2 separate regions of the Mus musculus genome follow, and region 2 is linked to region 1. The links are chromatin loops, found by intact Hi-C in ENCODE. Cell type or tissue: left cerebral cortex. All regions are shown on one strand. Links, peaks and the distances in the headings refer to the core of each region. The heading gives the core; the rest is flanking DNA.

Region 1 (4,400 bases), core at 213-4,212:
GCCTCAGACCAGCTCAGTCTCTGGGTGCTCCCTGGAGTCTAGGTTAGTTGAGACTGTTGGTCTTCCTGTTGGGTAGCCCTCCTCTTCTACTTCTACCATCCTTCCCCTAATTCAACCATAGGGCTTCCTGACTTCAGTCCCGTGGTTAGGTGTAAGTATTTGCATCTGTCTCAGTCAGCTGTTGGTAGGGCCTCTCAGAGGATGCAATGCTAGGCTCCTGTCTGTGAGCACACCATAGCATCAGTAATAGCCTCAAGCCTTGGCCTCTCCTTATGAGGTGGATCCCCAGTTGGTCCTGTCCCTCAGTCTCTTCTCCATTTTTGTCCCTGCAGTTCTTTTAGACAGGAACACTGCTTGGTCAGAAATTTTGACTGAGGGTTGGTAACACAATCCCTCCTCTTGAGGCCCTGTCTATCTACTGGAGGTGGACTCTTCAAGTTCCCTCTCCCCACTGTTGAGCATTTCATCTAAGATCACTAACATTCCCATTGAGTCCTGACTCCCAGGTCTCTGGTACTTTCTAAATTGTTTCCCCACCTTGTGAGGCTGCATATTTCGATTCATTCTGCCAGCCCTCTGGGCTTCTCTCCTGCCCCGACCGGTGCTCCCACACACACACACCACTACCAGTACCTGATCCTGTTTCCCTTTCCCCTCCCCTCCTCTCTCTTGCCCAAATCCTCCCTCTGCCTCCTGTGAATATTTTCTTCCCCCTACTAAGTGGGATTAAAGCCCCCACTTGGTGTTTCTGCTTGTTAAACTTCTTAAATTCTGAGGTTTGTAGCCTACATATTCTGTACTTTTTGGCTAATATCCATTTATTAGTGAGTACATACCATGTATGTCCTTTTGGGTCTGAGTTACCTCACTCAAGATATTTTCTAGTTCCATCCATTTGCCTGTGAATTACATGATATCCTAGTTCTTAATAGCTGGATAGTATTCCTTTGTGTAAATGAAACACGTTTTCTGTATCCATTCTTTTGAGGAACATCTAGGTTGTTTTCAGCTTGTGGCTATTACAAATAAGGTCCCTATGAACATAATGGAACATGATGTGTCCCTGTGGTATGCTGGAGCATCTTTTGGTTATACGCCCAGTAGTGGTATAGCTGAGTCTTCAGATAGAACTATTTCCAATTTTCTGGAGAACCACAAGATTGATTTCCAGAGTGGTAGTACTAGTTTGCAATCCCACCAGCAATGGAGGAGTGTTCCTCTTTCTCCACATCCTTGTCAGCATCTGCTGAGTTTTTTGATCTTAGCCATTCTGACTGATGTAAGGTGGAATTGCGGGTCATTTTGATTTGCATTTCTCTGATTACTAAGGACTTGGAACATTTCTTTAAGTGCTTCTCAGCAATTTGAGATTCTTCTGTTATTTTAATTAGGTTATTTGGTTTTTTTGGAGGATAGCTTCTTGAGTTCTTTATATATTTTGGATGTTAGCATATTTTAAATGTTGATCTCTACTATCTGTAATATGAGGATTTTTGAAGTGTATTTTGTGTATATTAATTGCAGAATACATTTATGATGTTTCATTATGGTATTACATACATGTATATAAGATCTTTGACAGTTTTGAGCCACAATACTTCATCCTTCCAAAGAGGAAGGATCTGTCCCCCCTTTGTGTTTCCTAACACCCTTCTTTTATTTTTAGGATTATTTTAGGCTCCTTGTTTGAAGGAAAGCATGCAATCAAGACTTATTTTGGTTGATATGGGGAGGATTTATTTTTATTTTTATTGGTTATGTTATTTATTTACATTTCAAATGTTATCCCCATTCCCGGTTTCCTTTCCCCGCCCCCCACTTCTATGAGGGAGTTCCCCTACCCATCCACCCATTCCTGCCTCCCTGCCCTAGCATTCCCCTACACTGGGGTATAGAGCCTTCATATGTCCAAGGGCCTATGGGGAGAATTTTTAAGGAAGAGTTTATTGATAGAATGAAAGTGATTGAGTGAACCCAGCAGATGCTTGAAACATTTAGAAAGCTACTGAAATTTAATTGGTTAAAAACAATGATGAAGTCTCAAATGAAAGTGTTCACAATGGGGAAATGGGTAAACACTTAGAAGGTGGGATTGATTGAGCCTACATAGCAAAATTTTGTTAGGAATGTATAGAATAAAAGGTGACTTTGGATTTCTATTCTGGGTTACTGGGTAGGTTAATATAGGAGGAAGAACAAGAGTCAGTCAAGATTATCAAGTCTGTTGTGACACTTAAGCTAAACTCAAAAGAAAGTTTGGTTTGGTTTGGTTTGGTTTGACTGTTTCCTTGAGACAAGGCCTCATTAAATAAACAAGTTTAGCTTGAAATTTGCTACGTAGTCTAAACTACTGAGCAGTTTATAATTCTCCTGCCCTATCCTCCTGAATGCACAGATTACGGGTATGCAGACTACGGGAATGCCTCAAGTACTGGCATTCTGACCAAAGAAAATAAATCTCGTATTCAAGAAACCTAATATCTGCCTGTGGTGTGACTAACTTTAGGCACTTTCTTACTATGTGCATACAATTCTGATTCATCTTTAAAATGAGAATAGATGATCTCCAAATGTCACCCCAACACTATATTGGGCATGGGCAGACCAAGTACTGTTTTTTTTTTTTGTTTTTTTTTTTTTCCTGGTCTGAAGTAGATTATACCAGAGAACAGCAGAGGGCGTCCTTATATAAAAGGTAGACTAGGAATTTAAGGAGCAGTTGGAAGGAATACCATTTTCAGAATTTAATGGGCCTTTACAATTATTTTGTTTGTTTCTATGCTGTTTTTAATAAACACAATAAATTTACATTTGGTATTTTGAGACATTGTTTGTTGATAATTGTGTGATATGAAACAGACCTAGATCATCCCACTTTGCAGTTGAAAAAAGCAAGTTAGGAGAAGTTAGCTATTAGTCTAGGCTCATGAAGCAGGTTCAACGCAGGTCACTTCATGGACACTAGATAAGTAAGAGCAATTATGAGAGCATAGCGGGGCACTGGAACAAGCCCCTAAGGTGAAACTGAGCTTCCACATTCCTAATGTCTCAAAATGCAGTCTACTGGATTTTGCGTGCAGAAACCTAGAAACAGTGACCACAAGACCATATTACAACAGGCCTTTAGCTACTATAGTCTATGAAGGTTTGAGGCTGTTAGAAATCATACTGGCTCTGTTGATGATCCCCAGATGTAGCTGAGGCTAAGAGTTAGCTAGAAGGATCATATGTAACGGCTGTGTGAGAGTGGAACTATCAAGCAGTGAAAAGACATGGAGACCCACTTGCCTCTGGGGGTATGCCTTGGAGGGGATTGGTGTAGGAAGCTGGTTCCTTCTCTTGAAGATCTCCTAGGAAAAGAAGGTCCTAGCTCAGCTAGAATGGACCTCTTTTCAGAAATGAGGAAAGAGAGATTACTGTGGAAGACCAATGGCAGGCAATTCTAATCTTTCTCTGGTTTTAAAAAAAGAAAATAAATAGGAAACTACTTTTTTAAGGGAAGTGGTATATAGAAAATAAAACTCAGCAGGAAGAGGGACAAAAAATTGCAAGGGTTTTTTGTTGTTGTTTGTTTTTGTTGTTGTTGTTGTTGTTTGTTAATTTTTGGAGAGTTCATAAGTTTAGTAGATTTCAAAGATGTTTTACCAAATCAAATTAGTCTCTTTAGTACTGACAGGCAGATGCCATTATCTGTAGAGTAAAATGTCTAATAAGAGGCTAGTAACACTAAGAATTGTTATTTCAGAATGGCCCTTAAGAAAACTGAATTTTCTTTGAAAGCTAGTCTTACACAAACTGAAAAATGAACCTCTAGATCCTGCCCATAAAACAAAACAAACAAACAGAACAAAGCAGAACATGATGTTCTCATGATACTGAAACAAAACTGATGCAGATGAAATTAGCTGGGGTCTACTTTTTCTACAGTTGGGCTTCTATAATGGAGAAATGGTCTTTAAAGGCATCTGTGAACATGATATAAAATATTTATTTTTAATCCTGTGTGTAAGTATGTGTATAGTGCTCAGTAAGGCCATAAGGTAGCAATGGATCCGGGAAACTGGAGTTACAGGTGCTTGTGAGCTGCCTGTGTGGGACTTAGGAACTGAACTTGGGTCCCATGCAAGAGTAACAAGCCATCTCAACCACTGAAATTTTTCCCTAGGCTTGAGAATCTTATATCTTATGTTCTCTATATGATTGTTATATATGAATGGATAGCCATAACTTGATTTGGGAATTTGACAGTTCAATATATCATCATCCAACAACATCTGTCCCAACACCTGGAATAAATGGGACCTGTGGGATCCAGGGATTCCTGAACACCACCTAGCCAGAGGCACAGGTTCTTTCCAGTCTGTGTCAGTGCCCTGAGCAGACCTTGATGGAGAACTCTG
Region 2 (4,400 bases), core at 90-4,089, 210 kb after region 1:
TTATTATTATAAATAAGTACACTGTAGCTGTCTTCAGACACACCAGAAGAGGGCATCAGATCTCATTACGGGTGGTTGTGAGCCACCATGTGGTTGCTGGGATTTGAACTCAGGACCTTCGGAGGAGCAGTCAGTGCTCTTAACTGCTGAGCCATCTCACCTATTTTCTTAATAGGACTCCAGAAAATAAGCCAAGGGACAACACCAACAACAATAGGCCAGGCCTTCCCCCATAAATCATGAATTTAAAAATGCCTTACAAGCCCAGTGATGGTGGCTCCATACCTTTGGGAGGCAGAGGCTGGCAGATCTCTCAGTTCAAGGACAGCTTGGTCTACAAAGTGAGTTTCTTTTCTTTTTTTAAAAAATATTTATTTATTCATTTATTATTTGTAAGTACACTGTAGCTGTCTTCAGACACTCCAGAAGAGGGCATCAGATCTCATTACGGATGGTTGTGAGTCACCATGTGGTTGCTGGGATTTGAACTCAGGACCTTTGGAAGTGCAGTTGGTGCTCATAAACGCTGAGCCATCTCACCAGCCCCAAAGTGAGTTTCAAAACAGCCAAAGGTACAGAGGGAAACCCTGTCTCAAAAAAAGAAAAAGAAAAGAAAAAGAAAAAGGAAAAGACAAGAAAAGAAAAGAAAAGAAAAGAAAAGAAAAGAAAAGAAAAGAAAAGAAAAGAAAAAGAGGGGAAAAGAAAAGAAAGGCTTTTACCTTGCCTACTGCCCCTATCATCTTTTTAAATTTTTTCTTTAATTTATTTTAGGTATATCATGTGGTTGCTGGGAATTTGAATTCAGGAGCTCTGCTCACTCCAGTCAGCCCCACTAACTCCGGCCTAAAGATTTACTTATTATTCTATCTAAGTACACTGTAGTTGTCTTCAGACACACCAGAAGAGGGCGTCAGATCTCATTACAGATGGTTGTAAGCCACGATGTGGTTTTTGGGATTTGAACTCAGGACCTTCAGTTAAGACTGACTGCTCTTAACTGCTGAGCCATCTCTCCACCCCGAGCTACTGCCCCTATCTTATAGAAACATTTTCACAATTAAGGCTCCCTCCTCTGTGATGACTATAGCTTGTGTCAAATTGGCATAAAACTGGTCAGTACAAAAATCATGTTATGCTGGTAAAATAAACAGATTTTTTTTCTTTTTTATTAAAAAATAGATTTTTTTCATACAATATATTCTGATTATGTTTTTCCCTCCTTCAACTCCTCCCAGATTCTCCCTACCTCCCAAACCACTCAAATTCACTACCTTTCTTTTTCTCATTAGAAAATAAATAGGCATTCTTTAAATCCAGCAAACAAACAAATAAACCAAAATAGAACAAATCGAACTAACTGGGAAAAAATAAGTAGCAAGGAAGATATACAAGAAACACATACAGGGGCCTGGCAAGATGGCTCAACAGGTGAGATCACTGACTGCTCTTCTGAAAGTCCTGAGTTTAATTCCCAACAACCACATGGTGGCTCACAGCCATCCATAAAGAGATCTGATGCCCTCTTCTGGAGTGTCTGAAGACAGCTACAGTATACTTATTTATAATAATAAATAAATCTTTGGGACTGAGCGAGCAGGGTTGACTAGAGTGAGCAGAGGTCCTAAATTCAATTCCCAACAACCACATGAAGGCTCACAACCATCTGTACAGCCACAATGTACTCATATACATAAAAAAAAAAGAAAAAGAAGCAAAGAAACACATACAGTCATAGAGACATACACATTTGCTTACACAGAAATCCTACAAAAACACAATACTGGGAAACATAAAAAAAAAGGGGGGGTGCTGGAGAGATGGCTCAGTGGTTAAAAGCACCGACTGCTATTCCGAAGGTCCTGAGTTCAAATCCCAGCAACCACATGGTGGCTCACAACCATCCGTAATGTAATGAGATCTGATGCCCTCTTCTGGTGCATCTGAAGACAGCTACAGTGTACTTACATATAATAAATAAAGTAAAATAAAATAAATCTTAAAAAAAAGAAAAGACCTGCAAGGTAGGAAAATGCCCAAAGCATTATGAGACAAAAGAAAACAAAAAAACCTCCAAAAGCTCAAATGCCACTGCATTTAGTTTGTGTTGACCATCTACAGATGGGTGTAACACCTGGCCTTGAATGTGGTTTGTATCGCCAGTAAGGCTCCATTTGATAAACCTAATTTTTTTTGAGGGATTATCTATTGGAAATAGCCTCTGGGTTAGGAATGGGGTTTGTGCCCACATCTTCTCTTGGCACTGGGACCCTGTCTGGCTTAGACTTGTGCAGGCTCTATGAGTATAGCAGAATGTCACAAGGAGTCATTTTGTTGCTAAGTTCCTGTTCCATCAGTAGAAGTATTCGGGTTTCCCCTAGGTCTGTGGACTATCTAGGCTCAGGTTCTTGGCCACCTGAGTAGTATTAGACACAGGTCCCATGGGGTATTGTTTTAAAAATACTCATGATTCTATTGCTGACTCCTCTTAGGAGTTGTTTTTGTTAGGCCTAAAACCCAGGACAAATCGCTAACAGGTGCTCATTAACATATTAAAGTGGACCCGGCCTCAAGTTCTCCCAGCATCCCTCAGTCTCTACCTGTTACAAGATATGGCTGGAATACTTGAACCCTACCTTAAACTTCCCCAGCCCAGGGGCTGGGCTACCCTTCTCCCAGCTGCCCTTGCCTATACAATTCAACCATTTTGATTACCTGGCCTTTTTGTCTACCCTTTGCCTTTCCTGGTCGTTTGGTCTGGCTCCCCTCTCCTCTCCCCTCTCTCCTCTCACATGGCCTGACTTAATCTGGTTATCTGCACTCTGGACCATTCCCAGATGTCCCTGCCTCTGGCTGTGCCCTCCCTTTTATCTGCAATAAACTCTCTCCTCCTCTATATCTAGGAGCAGGCATGACCTCTCCTTTTTTGTTTCTTCCTTTCTTTCATTGTTGTCTTCCCAAGTTAAGGTTCTTCAATATAGAAAAGCAGATCAAAGCTAGGCAGGGTGGTGCACGCCTTTAATCCCAGCACTCAGGAGGCAGAGGCATCCGGATCTCTGAGTTTGAGGCCAGCCTGGTCCACAGAGCAAGTTCCAGGACAGCTAGGCCTATGTGTAGAAACCCTATCTCAGAGAGAGAGAGAGAGAGAGAGAGAGAGGAAGAAAGGCAGAACAAAATTCAGGATACCTCCTTCACAGTGCCTAATAACTCAACATAACTATATGGGTGAATGTGACTGGGGAAAACTATTAGTTCAAAAGAGACATTTGCCCATTCCCAGGTTAAATTTGTGTAAATAGAATGGTATCTAGGCAAATACTTCACAAATTAGAGAATTTATAATAAAGCATCCGAAACTTGACAATGGCTTTATTGTTAAATATGCTTTCATACTGGGGGGAGTAGTTCTTTGCTATAGTCAATCAAGGATTTTACTCTGTGCCACTCTAACATTGATGACAATAATTTAACCAAACCTCTTATAGTCATCAAAGAGTTCTCCCTCTTGGTGCATGCCTAAAGTCTCTGCTATAAAGTATTAGCTACAATTTCCATTTACAATAAGGAGGACTGAATTTGGAGAGATGGTTCAATTGGTAATGAGCTATTGCTGCTCTTGCAGAGGAACCAGTACCCAAAACATGGCTAGCATACTGATCTCCTGGGTACCAGGCATGGAATTGGTGCACATACATACATGTAGACAAAATGCTTATACATGGAAAAACTCAAAATTAAAAAACCTTCAAGAAAGGGAGACTTTACTCTGGAGCCAAACCCAAGTCTTTGTGGCCTGTGAGTTCAGAGAGATTTAGGTTCCCCAAATTCTATGTACCAATGTGGTAGTAGTTTCATGAAGTTTTTAGCTGTAATTCAACAAAGGAAGTCATAAATCAACACTTTTCAGTTGAAAAATGTCATACAAGTCAGTACGATTTGATGGGAACATCAGATAGGTGGGTTCAAACCCAGCAAAGTAGGCAAACCTCTGCTATGGGCCCCAGATGCTGTCCAATGACATTCTTAGATTTGGACTTGGTGGATGCTACTGGTTCGTTAAGTTACTGTATCCCAAAAAGTTTCACATAATAGTCACATGGAGGACTTAATGGTCTCACAAATATGAGTTCATTTGCAGGGGTGGGCAATGAGTGGCTATTGAGGGAAATAATAATGGCCAGTAATAACTTGGCTTTATCCTGCATCATTCCAGCTGTTCCATATCACTGAAGTTCTAGTCAGTCCACCATACTTTGATAGCTGTAGTTTCTTTCTGGCAACTTTCATTCATATTGCAATGGACATGATTTCATTCTTCTTTGTTGTTAAATAAAATTCCATGGGACTGGAGAGAATGGCTCAGTGATTAAGAGCCCTGACTGCTTTTCCAGAGGTCCTGAGTT

Evidence for each region. A loop is a pair of places that touch in the nucleus more often than their neighbours do. Peaks named below come from ENCODE experiments on the same cell type or tissue, not always from the same donor. Only the 100,000 strongest peaks of a DNase experiment are listed, where the experiment ranks them.
Region 2: a loop joins it to region 1, with 8 times the contacts of the local background. A loop is called at or near these places in 7 of 42 quality-filtered maps.

Annotation. Positions count from the first base shown.
Region 1 is chrX:144,078,680-144,083,079 of GRCm38, forward strand. No RefSeq gene overlaps it. Among named protein-coding and RNA genes, the nearest start is that of A730046J19Rik, 73 kb to the right of the region's middle. In left cerebral cortex, for the core only: a CTCF peak has its summit at 2,691 (motif pointing right); a DNase peak (open chromatin) is centred at 2,670.
Region 2 is chrX:144,293,159-144,297,558 of GRCm38, forward strand. No RefSeq gene overlaps it. Among named protein-coding and RNA genes, the nearest start is that of Mir680-2, 2.4 kb to the right of the region's middle. In left cerebral cortex, for the core only: no CTCF peak of the experiment used is centred there; no DNase peak of the experiment used is centred there.